Linked DNA regions of Mus musculus: region 1 is linked to region 2. The links are chromatin loops, found by intact Hi-C in ENCODE. Cell type or tissue: gastrocnemius. All regions are shown on one strand. Each heading gives the region's core, and the rest is flanking DNA. Links, peaks and the distances in the headings are about the cores only.

Evidence for each region. Hi-C counts contacts between places; a loop is a spot of excess contacts. Peaks named below come from ENCODE experiments on the same cell type or tissue, not always from the same donor. Only the 100,000 strongest peaks of a DNase experiment are listed, where the experiment ranks them.
Region 1: it touches region 2 in a loop (7-fold over the local background); 13 of 42 quality-filtered maps call a loop at or near these places.

Annotation. Positions count from the first base shown.
Region 1 is chr12:52,005,585-52,013,718 of GRCm38, forward strand. Dtd2 (D-tyrosyl-tRNA deacylase 2) reads right to left here and starts at 923. Exons shown (of 3, transcript NM_029545.3): 1 at 791-923. The coding sequence starts at 901. In gastrocnemius, for the core only: a CTCF peak has its summit at 5,173 (motif pointing right); no DNase peak of the experiment used is centred there.
Region 2 is chr12:52,891,375-52,899,508 of GRCm38, forward strand. All of the region lies in intron 4 of Akap6 (A kinase (PRKA) anchor protein 6), which reads left to right. Among named protein-coding and RNA genes, the nearest start is that of Gm51971, 97 kb to the left of the region's middle. In gastrocnemius, for the core only: a CTCF peak has its summit at 4,548; DNase peaks (open chromatin) are centred at 4,513 and 5,615; H3K4me3 peaks cover 606 bases; H3K27ac peaks cover 2,308 bases.

The sequences.
Region 1 (8,134 bases), core at 2,152-7,151, 890 kb before region 2:
GACAGTCTACAAGAAAATAAACAAGTGATAAATGACTTCGTTGCTACCACTGAGGGAATCGATTGTATGTTAATTTCCTTGGCTCACTTGATTCAGAAGCCACCACAAAGATTAAATGAATTAATAACTGCAAACTGCTTAAAACAGCGCTGAGCTCACAGTAAATACAACCCAGGTGTTTATCAAATGCTACATAAAAATAAATGGGAAGGCAGACACACAGTTATATTTCATGCTTTAACTTCCAAAGCTTTATACATGTTTGAGACTCAATTTAACTGTTAGCGACATTACGTTCAGCTATATCTTTCTGGTTCTAATGGTTTTCTGTGTAAATATAGCTAGCTCTGCACTCATACTTGAATTACCTGGGAAAAGATTTTTGTTTAACTATGTGCACTTGTGTGTCTGTGTACAACGGCAGGTGTCTGTCCCGCCTAGAGGAGGCCATCAGATCCGACCGAGCTGGAGTTACAGGTGGTGGTGAGCAGCCCCGCATTGCGGGATAATGGAATCTAAGGATCTACTGGCGGTGAGATTCCCTGAAAATTCTGAGAAGCGAGATGGCTCACGCTGTTACCTCAACACTTAATATACTAAGGCAGAAAGATCATCCGCAGGCTGAGAGCTGCAGAGCGAACCAGTGGGGCACAGGCCACCACCAGACGCCAAGTCCAAAGAGACAGCTAGGCAGCCCACTAAAGTGGGCAGACGGAAAGGGACAAGCTCTTCATCTCACGAAAGATGACAGGAAGACCGGCACGGTTCCGCGGATAGGGCCGGGCGTTACCTCCACCCACTGCGCCGCGGCGTCTCCATCGGCCGGGCGCACTTGCAGGCGAGCGTGCAGGCACTGCTGCAGGAGCGCACGAGCCTGGGCCACACGACCACCGTCCGCCATGGCGCGGGTCCGCACTGCGCATGCTCGGGTAGGCGCCTCCCACTGCTCGTGGCCCCACCTAAGTGGGCGGGGCCTCCGCCTGGCTCTCCGGAGTCCCGGATGTGGAATTGACCAGCTTTGGAGCTTTGAAGCTTCAGTCTCTTGGAGGGTTTTTGTTTAGAGATCTCTGTCTCTCCTTCTCTCCCTCCTTCTTTAACCTAATCTCATCCTCGAATGCCTCGTTTTTAGTTTTGTTTTTGGAGGTAGGGTCTCATAGAGTCGGGGTTGGTCGCAATAACCACATAGCTGAGGCTGACCTTGAACTGAACTCCTTCTCCCAATTGCAGGAATTACATGTGTGCCCGCCCACAGCCCCACCCCACCCCATCCTGCTCTGCTACCTGCTTCATAGCTTTTGAAGAAATATTTTTCATTTCAGAAAGCTTAGGTTTCCAGGTATTGGAAAGAATGTAAGTCAGAGTTAAATCCATTCTATATTTATTATAAAGACATAACTAGAATGAGATCAATTGATCTCAAAGCAGGCAGAGAGGGAACTTAACCTGTGGGTGGGGGACAGATGCAACTATAGAAGGGAGCACCTAAGATGTGGGACCCCGATTTAGAGCATTTCTCCCTGGAAGGTAAAGCCCCTGGGACGTTCCCCAAGCTTGTTTTCCCTGATCTCTAAAAATACAGCCAGAAAGAAGCTCTTTGTTCACTATAGCCAGCAAAAAGCCTTTTTGTTTCTATACTTTACAACCAGAGATGCCTGCCTTCCTGTGCCGAGGACACGGGAGATAAAAATTCAGAAAGAACTCACTCCTCACTCCTGCCTTGTAAATTTCACCAAGGACACCTGGAAGAGAAGAACTCTCCTCCCAACTCCTTCCAACTCCTCCCAACTCTTCTCAACTCCTCCCAACTCTTCTCAACTCCTCCCAACTCTCCTCCCAACTCCTCCCAATTCCTCAGCTAGCTGTTAAAAGCCCCCTACTGTCACTGCTCAGGGTCAAACTCCCCTGCCCTGCATGGCAGAGGGACTTTGTCCTCAGCTAACTGATAATAAAACCTCTTGCAGTTTGCATCAGGTGTGGTTTTCTCTCGGGTCACTGGGGTGCTGGCCAGCTCATCCCGGGACTTGAGTGGCGGCCCAGCTTCGGTGTCTTACAAAGACTATTGGGAAACACAGAGATTTACATTTTATTTATAACAGTAGCAAAATTACAGTGATAAAGTAGCAATGAAAATCATTTTATAGCTGGGCAGTGGTGGCACACACCTTTGATCCCAGCACTCCAGAGGCAGAGGCAGGCGGATTTCTGAGTTCGAGACCAGTCTGGTCTACAGAGTGAGTTCCAGGACAGCCAGGGATATACAGAGAAACCCTGTCTCAACCCCCTCCCCCCCCCAAAAAAAGGTCATTTTATGGTTGGGGGTTATGACAACCTGAGGAACTGGGTTGCAGCTTTAGCAAAGCTTAGAAACACTGAATTAAAAGTTAGAAATCTTTCAAAATATATCTTGCCCACAGTCTTAGGGTTTTACTGTTATGAACAGACACTGTGACCAAGGCAAGTATTATAAAGGACAACATTTGATTGGGGCTGGCTTACAGGTTCAGAGGTTTGGTCCAGTATCATCAAGATGGGAGTATGGCAGCATCTAGGCAGGCATGGTGCAGGCAGAGCTGAGAGTTCTACATCTTCATCTGAAGGCTGCTAGTGGAAGACTAACTCCCAGGCAGCTGGGATGAGGATCTTAAGCCCACACCCACAGTGACACACCTACTCCAACAAGGTCACACCTCCTAATGGTGCTACTCCCTGGGCCGAGCATACCCAAACCACCACATCCACTCAAAGCAGTGCTGACTCCTATATCAGAAATGCTACAAATCATTCCATAGTTGTGGAAGGGTGTTTATAAGCTATGTGAATGCATTTTTTGGGGGGCAACCAATTACTTTTAAAAATTATTTTAACTTTTCATTTATACACATTTTAATTCAAATGTAGTTATATCACTTTCCTTCCCCAACCCCTCCCAAGTCTCTTCCCCCAACTTCTTTTATTTTTCCTCACTTGCAATAATAAACTTTTTTCTTCGATTATTATAGTTACATTAAGCATGTAAAAATATACGAATATAACCTGTTGAGTGTGTTTTTGCTGTTTGTGTGTATATGGTCTCAGAGCTGATCTCTTTGTATTGGGTGACATTCATAGGAGAGGTTAATTTTCTTTTTGTACAGTCATTAGCTGCCTGCAGTTCTTTGTCTAGGGGTAGACTCTATTGAGATGTCCTATTGCCTTTGTTCAGGCTTCTTTTATGCAACAGCTTCTATGAGAGATTGTTTTGTAAGCAGACATCCTGGTATTCTAACTCTTCCAATTTTTCTGCTTCCTCTTCTGAGATGTTCCTTGAGTGATAGATGCAAGAGCATCTATGATATAAATGTGAAGTGATGTAGATGGGGCCGGGCTTCCCACAATCCTTTGATCTCCAAATTGTGTCCAGTTGTGGTTCTCTGTGACAATTCTCATTGGCTGTTAAGAGACTCTTCCATGATGAGTGGTGATAGTTACATTTACCCATGGATATAAGGATACAATTTAGAATGGGATTAGAAATTATGTTGCGCTAGCACAGTTATGCTATGTAGTAGATTCTCTTCTAAGACCCCTGACCTCACTACCCCTGGGGAATTTGGCTAGGTTCTAGTAACAGGCATGGTTTACCTCTTGTCCAGTGGGCTTTGCATCCAATTAGACAGCTGTTAGTTACAACTGACTTGGGAGTGCCGTTTACTGTGTCTTTGTGGCTCTCTTGCCTTGCTGGTCCTTGTTGTGGTTCATAGGTGTCATTGCTGGGTGGGGCTGAAAATTGCTTCCCTCCTTTGGCAGCTTGTGTAGCGTTGTCTGGTAGCATGGAAGCTAGCCACAGGAAGGAGGCTTTTAGATCAGATCCAGCTCGAATGGTCTGAGTCCTGTGTGTTAAATGTAAAGTGTCTTCAGCAAGAGACTTTCCTTCAGCCTTTGAGAGGTATCCAGGGCCATAATAGTTTATGTTGTTTTGGAATTCCTTGGAATGCTGTGATTTTATGATTTTACATTTACCTAAAATTATACACAATAAGCATAACTGTTTTTATACATATACACATACATCATATACATATACATGAATCTATATTTAATTTCTATCTCTATATCTTAAAAGAAGTCATGCTACTTGGACTGACAGTGCTCCTCACAAGAACCACAGACTCACCAACCCCTCAGTCCCAGGCAGGAGAAACCTCCTTTTGAATGGAGGAGAGCATTTCTTTAGAAAATATCCTTGGTAGGAATATTCTTATCTCAGAGTGTGCTCGCTCACCAGTAACTGAATTTGGTACTTACACAGTCCTGCAACATTTCCTGATGTTCCCAATGACATCGAATCCTGTGGTCCATTTTCCTTAAGAACTTATTAGAATGTAAATAAAAGTAAACAGGGCTTGGTTTTCTTTCCCACGAAATCTATTCCGTGAAAGTGCATAGGATTAGCATTTCTTTCTCACAGACGCGGAGGGTTTAGTGGGCAAATAATAGTGGTACCCTGATTGCATTACTCAGGTCATTGATTTGGGCTCAGTTGGCACAATATATTCATGTCTGTTGTTTTAGATGACATCACTGACGGTGCCGCTGTCCATACAAAGTAGAGAAAAAGAAACTCATGCATAATCAGCAGCCTTTGTATACAAACTGAAGCGGTTTGCTGGCTAGTTATCTTGCAGCCTCCCTAACACTTTCAGTAAAAAGAAAATGAAACATCTCACTTTATCTCTGGTGGCTGCGTTACAGGGGCTCCCACATTGGTTGTCTTTTGTGTAGTATTCATAAGTTGAAGTTTTCATGCCTGCACCTGTATGTCACTGTAACTATTGAGTCTGAACGCTGCCACTCAGATTCCAGTTTTACAAATCGAAAGGAACATTGTATAGAGACCCAAGCTGTGATCCGGAGTTACTGAAGACTTTGGTGTTTATTCGTATGTGAGTGCCGGAGATGGGAGGAGCTGTTGCCAGTAGGATGCATAGTTCTCCGGGGTCTCTGTGCAACAAGGAGCAACGGGAAGCCATTTCTGTGCTTAGATAGTGTTTGGTTGTTAATGGTTAGTGTCTCAAAAAAAAAAAATCACCAGTTACTTTTAACTTTGCCATTGGGTGAGAATCTCTTAGGCTGAGAATGTGAGTTAAAAAAAAAAAAATAAAAAATCTGGCCACTTATTCTTCTCTTCTGCCTGCAGAGGGCAGTAAGGAGTAGACATTAAAGAAAGCACTTTCTGTGTTTTGTAAAAACTGTTCCCACAAAGAATTCATGGAAGTAGGACATGCAGGCGATAGGATAGCAAAATTTGAATAAGGCAATAAAGAGCAAAGAAAATTAAATTGCATTAGAAGGTTACACTAGAGTACGTTTACTAGTTAAGATGGTAGTTTTTGACTGGAATTTTGATATAGTTCATAGGGACACCTTGCTTTTTGAGACATGGTCTCATAGTCTAGGCTGACCTCAACTCACTATGTATCAGAGGATAACCCTGAACTCTTGATAGTATTCCTGATCCTCCTGCCTCCACCTCCTGAGTGTTGGGACCACAGGTGTGCTTGACCACGCCTGCCTTGTGTGGTGCTGGGGACTGAACCCAGGGCCCGTGCAAGCTGGACAACTGACCAACTACCAACCAACTCCATCCCAGTCCTTCATCTTAATTTCCAAAAGTCAAGCAGTCATGGGCATCCCATTTAATGTCCAGGTGAAGCAGGTCGGACAATTTACTTCAGAGCTAGAGGGAAAACAAAGCATCAGTCAGCTTTAGAGGAAGACTGTCAATCAATGGCTGGAGGCCTGCTTTGCCTTGTGAACATGTAAGAAGTTACTTTTGGATGTCTGAGAGATGGGTCAGTGGTTCAGAGCACTTGCTACTCTTGGGGAGGACCCAGGTTTGTTTATGAACCCCCACATGGTGTCTTACAACCACCTGTAACTCCAATTCCAGGGAATCTAATGCCCGCTTTTGGCCTTCTTACGCACAGTACACATTTAGTGTATGCATGTACACACACACACACACACACACACACACACACACACACAATTTTTAAAAATAAGTATTATTTTAAAGGAAGGAAGAAATTACTTTTTGGACAAGAATGATTTTCAAACAGCTACAATATTAAAAGGGGCCGTATGGATAATGTCAATTGTGTGTGAATTCTATATCCCCTGTGATGGTATAATAATTGATGGAGACTTGTTTTCAGTTGCTTAATTCATTCGGTTTGGTCATCCCACATTTAAGCATTCAAAAGTAGTTCACAAAGATGAGAGGCCCGGGAACATCTTCTAAAAGATCTTGTGCAGTTGATACCCAGCTTCCTGATCCTGAAGAAGGAAAGATGTGGACAGGAAACAGAATCTGCTTCCTAGTGCTCAGAGTAACTGGAGGTTTCCCAATGATTTCTCTCCAAAGTGAGCCTCTCCCTGCAGCTCTACCGACAGCTGTGCTAAGAAGAAGTGCAGCTGGAAGAGGTGCCCACGTTTTACAGAAAGCAGACGGACGCTGCCTTTCCACTTCAAAGCCTAGAGAAGTTTTCTTTATCAGTGCTTAGGAAGATGAATTGGTGATGAGAAATTGGTTCATGTGAACTAAAACACATAGAGCACTGGAGTAGGATCAGAATTCTAATTTAGCTGTGAATAATAAGATGTACTGCCGTGACAGGGAGTGGAAAATCTCACATAGGGCACGACTGGCACATCTCACCCTCCAAGCGCAGGATACGGGAGCATAGACTGCCTCTATTAGCTTACTGTAGGAAGTACTCAAAAGCCCTGTGTGATGACAGACGTTAGCGTGGTGCTCGGTGGATGAAGAATCAGAGCAAAGGACGGAGGAAAAAAAACCCTGTATTTCTGCAGTGAACACTTAAATATGACCCTAAGTACTAACAATGAAAAACAAGAAATCCACTCAACCATGTCCTTACAGAAAATGTGATATCAAAAAAAAAAAAAAAAGAAAAGAAAAAAGAAAGAAAAAAAAAAGAAAATGTGATATCAGATTGTTTAGGGAAATTTCTTAAATTGTCTCTTGATTAAAAAAAAAGTCTCAATCCAACTCCCAAATAAAAACAAGTCCTCAGAGATAAGGCAGGTCTAGTATACTCTCTAGATATTTGCACTCTGCTAAAGATTCGTCTGTGACCTTGGCTTACTTCACAGTGTCCTAAGGAATTCTCTCACCTGGGTGTTTGAGAAGTACTGCATAGCAGGATAACTCCAGGGATAGGCTCTGTCAAGAGATGTAGAGTATTCTATATTATTGATCAGAGATGCTATTATTTAGAGATCAAAAGAGCAAACAGCGAGGCTACTTTTTCTTCTTTCCTTGTTCTTTTAAAAAAAAATATGTGCCAGTATTTTGCCTGCCTGTGCACCTTGTGCATGTCTGGTGCCTGAGGGCCCAGAAGAAGGCATCAGGTCCTCTGGCACTAGAGTTACACATGGTTGTGACCCACCATGTGGGTCACAGGACTTGAACCAAAGTCCTCCGGAAGAGCAGCCACTGATTTTAATCACTGAGCGATTTTCCCCAGCACCCATGTTTACTTTCCTTTCTTGAAAAGTGAAAGGCCAAACCAAGACTTTGATTGATTGACTGTGAAGTTTCTACACATGAAAGTGACTTTAGGGACTTTGGAAGAAACCGTTCTATGTTCACTATACGATATAAAACAAATTCTATGCAATGGCAGAAGAAATCTTGGTTTGGGAAGAAATTCAGAGCATCTGTCCTGACAGGAAGCAGATGGCACAGTTTAGAGGGGTGGCCGAAGAGAGTTGAATGATGGGACCAGTAAGCAGTCGGGTGAAAGGTTAAACCAAACCAGTGTGGGATAATGAAGGACCAGGGCTAGCAACAGGAGACAGCGGTCACCATTCTGGGGGACTCAGAGGAAGGGAAACGTTCTTCAAGGCACAGCAACGTAAACATCCGGCACATAAACGTGTTTCCCTGCTCCTCCCATTTGGCTTTCTGTTGTTTCTTCCATTGACTGAACCCAGCTAGAAGGGAGAAAGTGGGAGCTGACAGACCTGGTAAAAAGAAAACGATGCAGCAAGGAGTGGGTCTGAAAGGGCTCCGGCATATTTATTTCCACAGCAGGAGGAGACAAACATTTACTCTACATCCCCCTGCAAA
Region 2 (8,134 bases), core at 1,728-6,727:
AGAATGAAGTACTTCCTGTCTGGCTGACGGGGGAGCCAAGTTCCTGGCTTCTGCTCTTGATTGAGGAGGAAACAGGGAAACTCATTTCTGAGTAGCATATATTAAATGCCAGATTCTGCAGTAGGTCCTCTCATGTAATTTATATAACAACCCTATAGAAGACCTGTCCCACAGGACCCTGATATAGCTGTCTCTTGTGAGGCTATGCCAGTGCCTGGCAAATACAGAAGTGGATGCTCACAGTCATCCATTGGATGGAACACAGGGTCCCTAATGAAGGAGCTAGAGAAAATACCCAAGGAGCTAAAGGGGTCGGCAACCCTATAGGAGGATCAAAAATATGAACTAACCAGTACTCCCCCCCCCCCACCCAGAGCTGTGCCTCTAGTTGCATATGTAGCAGAGGATGGCCTAAGCGGCCATCAATGGGAGGAGAGGCCCTTGGTCTTGCGGAGATCATATGCCCCAGTACAGGGGAATGCCAGGGCCAGGAAGCAGAAGTGGGTGGGTTGGAGAGCAGGGTAAAGGGAGGGTATAGGGGACTTTCGGGAGAGCATTTGAAATGTAAATGAAGAAAATATCTAATAAAAAATAAATATTTAGAAAAAACAGTACAGACCACTAGGGGTGGGGGGGAAAGACCTGTCCCATTTTGCAGATGATGAATCTGAGGATCAAATGAGCTGAAGGTCATGTGACTGCTAACTCTAGAGAGGACTTGATCTGTGAGAGAGTGTAAAATGCCAAGGAATTAAGACAGTAATCATACGAATAGATAAAAATCCATTTACCAAACTCACAAAAGCGCTTCTGGGTTAGTAAATGGACAGTGGGAACTTTTCGTAATGACTGTGTGGGGAAACAGCCACTTGTCTAAAGTGGGAAATTCTCGGATCTACTGAGCAGTAGATCCAAACTCTTGGAACAGTTGAGCAGTGCCCAGGAGGGAATGCAGCCCTGGTGTGTGTGTGTGTGTGTGTGTGTGTGTGTGTGTGAGAGAGAGAGAGAGGGGGGGGGGAGAGACCTCAGTGAAGACACTCAGATAAGCTTTGATACAGTTCAAGGCCTTCTTTTCACACTCTGGGTTTCTGGAGAACATTGTCCTGAGAGATGACACTAGTCACTTGGAGTCAGTGGCACTAAATTGATAGGTGCATGACACAGGTAGGCCCATTTCTCTACAGAGATGCAAATGTCTTCAAACGCCAGATTACGGTATCTTGGCCGTAGTCAACTGGCCCAGCTGTTGCTGTATTTCGTTCTCAGAGACATAGACACACAGCTTTTGAGAGCTCGCTGCCAGCTGGAGATGTCACCGCTTGTAAATTATTTTGGATTTAGTGCAGCACAGGCTTAGCCCATCCCTTGCTCTTTGTAACTGGGTTGGATAAAACTGTCCTCATGTCTGCACAGAGGCAGCTGTCCTTGTGCTCAGAGATGAAGCTGGGAAGGTGTGGGTGGAGTGTGTTGTAAAAGTAGGAGAATGAATTAAAGTGACACTGGTTTTAACAATGATTTTCCCCACAGTTAGATAGGTACAGACGGGCCCCGTCCTTACAGACTTCATTTTGGTTATGTGCCTACACATCCGTGACCACACCCCGACTGTGGCAATCATCACACGACCCCTTCGCTTTCTTCCTTTTCCGTTTTTCCTTCATTGTGGTTACCAAGACTCACACTCGCTGTGTTAACCATGTGAGGTGTGCAGTTCAGGAGTGCTGGGTTTTCACATTCCTGTGAAACAGCTCGTGAGAATATTCTCCTCTTGTAAGCCTGAAACTTGCCAGTGGGTCTCGACCTCCCTAAGGCTATGGCCCTTTAATGCAGTTCCTCGACTTCGGATGACCTCCAATCATACAACTATTTTTGTTGCTACTGTTATGAATCATAATGTAAATACCTACGTGTTCCAGTGGCCATAGGCAACCTCTGGTGCACAGGCTGAGAACTGCTGCTCTATGCCATTAAACGGCCCCCTTCATTCTCAGCTCCTTGTCTCTAACTTTTAGGGCTCTGCCAGCAGCATCTGCATGGAATGACACGATGTCTTTCCTGTGACTGAGTTATTTCACTAGCACAAGTCAAATCCAAGTTCTGTTCATTTTGTCTACCCACTGTTTGCAACACGGTTGCATCTCCTATTCAAAGCAAGAATAAGTCATAATATAATAAAATGCATAGTGATATGTATAGTAATTCACTATGAGCTACACATCTAGATTTTCCTCTGCCTTGAATTGGCATCTCTCATTGTCTTTGTGACCAGATACCTGACCAAGCAGCTTAAGGGAGGGGATTCATTTGGCATGCAGTTAGAAGGGACACAGGGAAGGCGTGACCTCAGGCAACTTCATGACAGGGTCACATGGCTGGGCCTCTTCACTTCTCAGCAGAACTGGAAGCAGAGGCCAGACTGGAAGCTGGATGTGGAAAGCTATGTCAACCTCGGGGCCAGCCCCAGAAACTCATTTCCTGCAGCAAGTCTCCACCTCCTTAATGTTCCATGACCACAGCAGCAAATAGCTGGGGAGCACGTGTTCAAGTATGTGGGCCTATGGGGGCCATTCCCCATGCAAAGGGTGAAGCAACCCCACTGTCCTGTTAGGGAGAACCTGAGAACTCCCCTTCTGCCCACAGCCCCACCCCCACCCCACTCCCGCCTCCGCGTCTTCTCTCCTTCCATCTTTTCTCTCATCCCTGCCTCTTTACTCTTCTGGACCTTGTCTTCACTCCAGCTCCCGAGAAAGAAAGAGAGAAAGGCAGCCAGCTTTCTTCTGTGGACGTGAATGTTTGACATATTTCTTCTGTTCACACACCATTGGTCCAGGTCACCAGGGAGCTTCAGAAATGAACCAGCGTGTTATTGCTACAGATATGTCTTGCTGTAACTGCTGCTTAGAACAACTTGGTGAAAGGAGGGGACTGTGAAGTTAGAAGGAAAGGGGCCAGAGAGGGAATCGAATGCCAAATATCTGCACAGCAAAGTTACGAAATGAATCTGTTTAATGAATGTATGACTACATGAATGAATGACTGTAAGAAGCTAAGTGTAAGCTTCTTCTAGACTAGGGTCATAAACCAATGATCCAAGGGACCAGGTGGATTGTGGAAATGAGTCGTATAGGATGCATAAATGAGGGACAGTGGGCTGATTCAACTGGAGCCTACACAACATGTCTAAAGGACAACACCTCTCAGCTGCAGATGCCATTTGTGTGGGAATGTGACTTTGTACGGCAAGAGATTTTTTTTTTTTAAGTAGGAAACCTACATTTTATGTGACATCTCTCAGTTTTAAAATTTTAATCTGAGCCGTTTTTAAATAGATCCAATAAACACATTCATGGCAAAGATTTGGCTTCAAGTCACCAAGCTGCCATCTTTGATGGGAAACTACTTAAGGTTTTTAAGCATATAAGATTGGTAGCTTCTATACATTAATCTGACCCTCGTTTGGGGACATGCCTCTAAGCCATGGCGATTTTCAGCTGTGGCTGCTCGTTACAACTGCTGGAGGTTATCCCAAACACCCCAACCTCAAACCTTACCCCAGAGCGATTAAATCAGGCCCTATTGCTTTACAAACTCTTCCAGGAGGTCTGGCAGGATGGCTCTGTGCATGAAGGCGCTGGCGTGCAAGCCCGGAGCTCTGAGTTTGATCCCTGGGACCCACTAAAGGAGAATGGAGAGGATCAGTCCCACAAACTGTCCCCTTACTGCTCTGCACGTGGTATGGCACATACATATGCACACACTAATAACAATTGTTAAAGTTCTTCAAGCAGTCGCAATGTTCAATTAAATTGCACAGTAATCCTTTAGGGCCAATTTTAAAGGGTTTTGCAGTAGGCTGTTTATGTTACTACATAACTGTGGATCCATAAAGATGATTTGTTACGTTTTTGGGTCTGTCTTAAAATAAGAAAATGACTGGGCGTGGTGGAACACGCCTTTAATCCCAGCACTCTGGAGGCAGAGGCAGGCAGATTTCTGAGTTCAAGGCCAGCCTGGTCTACAGAGTGAGTTCCAGGACAGCCAGGGCTATACAGAGAAACCCTGTCTCGAAAAAAACAAAACAAAACAAACAAACAAAAAAAGCGGAGAAAAAGCTAATTTTCAGATTTCAAGTTGAAAATTGGGGGCTAGGAGAAGTAAAGATTTAATAAACGGTTCTCAGGGAGCACATCAAGTTAGGTTACGCAGTAAATGTTATCTTAAATGCCAACACTATGGCCGTAATCCAAGTTGAGAATTCTAAATCAACACAATGGTTTTAAAGATAAGCCCACAAAATTCTCTTTAGGGATAAAATAATAAGTCTTCAGAGTAATGTGTTGTGGCAACGCCAGGAGAGAAACGCAGCCTTGCATTAACCCTGCTGATAGATTTGTTGAGCGTGCCAAGGTCATTGTTCAAGGTTGGTTGAGAAGAACCACAGCTTAGAAACAAATCCCTTCTTGTTTTCCCAGGAGGAATGCTGCAGTGCCTTCTGTGGTTTCTACAAAGCTTGCCATGGGCCTTGACAGAATATTAGTGATGATTTACCACCACCGTGAGGCTATGCTAGGCACTGCATCTGGTTCTCTTGGAAAAAAAAAAAAGTTCTGTTCACAAATATAAATGTGAAAATGAAAATCTCAAAAAAATTGTAGGGTGGTGTGTGTGTGTGTGTGTGTGTGTGTGTGTGTGTATGTGTGTGTGGTGTGTGCTGTGGTGTGGTGTGTGTGTCTGTGTGTGTGTGTGTGTGGTGTGGTGTGTGTGGTGTGTGTGTGTGGTGTGGTGTGTGCTGTAGTGTGGTGTGTGTGTGTGTGTGGTGTGTGTGTGGTGTGTGGTGTGGTGTGGTGTGTGTGTCTGTGTGTGTGTGTGTGTGTGCTGTGGTGTGTGTGTGCTGTGGTATGGTGTGTGTGTGTCTGTGTGGTGTGGTGTGTGGTGTGGTGTGTGTGTGATGTGTGTGTGTGCGCTGTGGTGTGGTGTGTGTGTGTGTGGTGTGGTGTGGTGTGTGTGTGTGTGGGTGGCGTGGGATGTGTGGGGGTGGTGGTGGTGTGGGGGGTGGTGTGTGTGTGTATCTGTGTGGTGTGTGGTGTGTGTATGTGTGTGTGTGTGTGTGATGTGGTGTGTGTGTGTGTGTGTGTGTGTGTGGTGTGGTGTGTGTGTGTGGTGTGTGTGTGTGTGTGGTGTGTGTGATGTGGTGTGTGTGTGTGTGTGTGGTGTGTGTGTGTGTGTGTGGTGTGTGTGTGTGTGTGTGTGGTGTGTGTGTGTGGTGTGTGTGGTGTAGACTCTTTCTTGGTATGGAAGGACCATGACTAGGGAAGAAACCCAGGTATCCGTATGACTACAGCAGCAAGATGCCGTTGACATTCAGGTTTACATTTTAAAGACAATTTTAAATTTTGAGAGAAGGAGGGCAAGAAGGAGAGAGAGAGATAAGGATATAGGAGAAGATGAGGAGAGAGAGGGGGGAGGGGGAGAGAGGGGAAGAGGGAGAGAAGGAGGGTTTTTCTGCCTTGTGAGCTCCAGGCTGGCTACCCCATGAACCTCTGAGTGACTATCCAGTCCCCTCCTACCAGCTCATAGGAGCACTGGGGTTGGTGGCCTGGTAGCAGCATCTCCAGCTTTTGACGTGGTCCTGGGATCCAAGCCAGGTCATCAGGCTTGTGTGGCAGCTTTTATCCATTGAGTTATCCTGCTGACCCACGTTTAAAAATACAATTAAAGCAACGCTTAGGACCCCAGTGAATTATTCTCTTCTCCTTTAAACATGAAACAACAACTTTTCATTACTGTGTGGTATTTTGGAAGGAGACAATCACAAATCTGAAAAAAAAAAAAGATATCCTCTGTTGCTTACTTGTAGAATTTCAGGAAAGATACTAAATAGCCATTCCTTTCATACTTTATCACATTTGATTGATAAAATATGTAGATAATACCACCGTTATTAGTGAAGAAAGATAGAAAAGCTACTACTCTGACCAATGATTCACAGTGGGCAATTGAGTTTTATTCACAACTCCACTTATTAATTACGAACACTTAAGTCTCTTCAAGTTTACAATCAAAGTTCTATGATTTTAGTTTGATTTTATTTCTTGAGATATAATCTAACTTTGTAGCCCAGGCTGGTCTGGAACATACTCTGTAGTGCAGACTCGGGCTTGCGGTGAGCCTCCTGGCTTGACCGCTTGAGTGGCGAGGTTAGCGGTGAGAGCCACTGTGCTTGGGTGCACTTTGTAGTTTTGAGATGTGATATATTTTACCACACCATTGCACTGACTGCTTTATGAAATCCCAGAGAACGAGGACTACATGAATGCTAATCTTAATGTTATTATGATTTCTCCAACGAATCTGGAGAGTTGGCATCAATTATATTGAACAAAGCTGCAATAAGAACCTTTGCTTCTGTGCAAAGCATTCTTTGGTGTGTTTTCCTCCAGCATGGGGCTCTGGATGAGCTTCTCTTAGAGAATCTTAACGGCCCGTGAAAGTGAGGCTGGATGTCAACAAGCTTGGATGTGGGAAACTATTCCTGATGCAGTCTCAGCACTGTAAGATGGAAGAAGCAGATGTCTTGGGAGAGCGGGGCCTTGCTAGAGTTTATAAGATGCCTAGAGAGTGACCAAAGGTGACAGACAGGAAGAATTAGGCATGGGCTAGTATGAATTTGTGTCAAATGAGGTCAGGTAAATGTCACATACTGGAAACATTCATCTTGGCAGACTTGCCTCTGGGATGTCTCTCAGTACTGTCGCTTGTCCTCTGTTCAGACAAGGTAGGAAAAAACCATTCTCAAAGCCTAGGTTCTATGTCATGGTCATGAGTGACATCAGCCTGTGTGCGAGCCAGAGGGTCTTACTTGCTGGTCTGACTTGCTTTGTGAATAAAAGTGTTATCACGAAAGGATGCTGCCAGTAAGTCGGGACCGCGTGCTCTCCGTCCTTCAAGCTGGAGAATGAAGGTGTTGGCTACTTCCCAAGAAGCGAGCGGCTCTGTCTGCTTTCCACTGACCCTCATGCTTTAACTCGGGTAAAGGAAGTAATTGTGCTTTCTTGAATGTTTTAAGAAAATCATATTGGCAAAGTGTCACTTATAGGTGATAATCTGTCATTTCCCCCTCCCACGTGTGTGTATTTGGAAGACAGAAGATGGAGCAGAGACAGAAACAAAGGTGTACGTTACAGTTAGCAAGTTAGTACTTTATCGTTTCCTCCTTTCTGCCCTCCAAACTGAATATGGCAGAGTTGATGAAACTCTATGCTTATGATTTCCTTAATTTCTGTAGTATAGAGATTTGTATTCATATTTACAAAAATAATACTTAATTTAAAATTTATATTTACAAAGTAAAGCTATTTTTTCTGGTCCTATCGTCACTCCATCTCAAGGTTTTTATTGTGTGGTGGATGCCATTGTGTTTAAGAGACAAAGGGGGTGCTAAAGCAGGTGTAGGATCCATAAAAAGTCATATTGTGCCCTGATCTTTTGCTAACACATTCTACTGGGATATAAGAGGATCAAGAACTCCTAGAATAGTCTTGCTTAAGACATAAAAAAAAAAAAAAAGAACCTTCAGAAGCGTAGTAGATAGGACTTCATAGCAAAGGAAACATCACTCTTGGTAGGAAGAGATTTCTGAGCAGTGTGTTAGTGACTAAAAAGTTTCCCTGGTGCTGTATGGTTGCAAAACATGACAGCTGATAAGGTGGGCTCTGGAGCCATAATGTCTTCTAAGCCAAATTCCATCATTCCCTCTAGTGTTAAACTCACCATGTATATTATTTTGAGTAAATAACTTGACTTTTTGGTACTTCAGTCACATCCCCTGCAAAATATACTACTAATCCCAGCATAAGACAGAAGGAGGCAAAGGGTCATGAATTCAAGACCAGCCTGGACAACACAGGGAGTTCAAAACCATCCTGGACATATCAAGACACTATCTTAGAAAAGCACAGGCAAGATAGATGCGTGGCTAAAGGCTGTGACAGTTAAATGTGTTTAAGTTTCTATAGAGCCCCAAGAACTGCTTAGTACCCACTTACCTTGTATTCTCTTTAACCCTTTAGTTTACTAAGTCACTTTGAAGTCAACTTTCTGCAGGATCCCCTGCCACATTGTTCAAATCTACCCT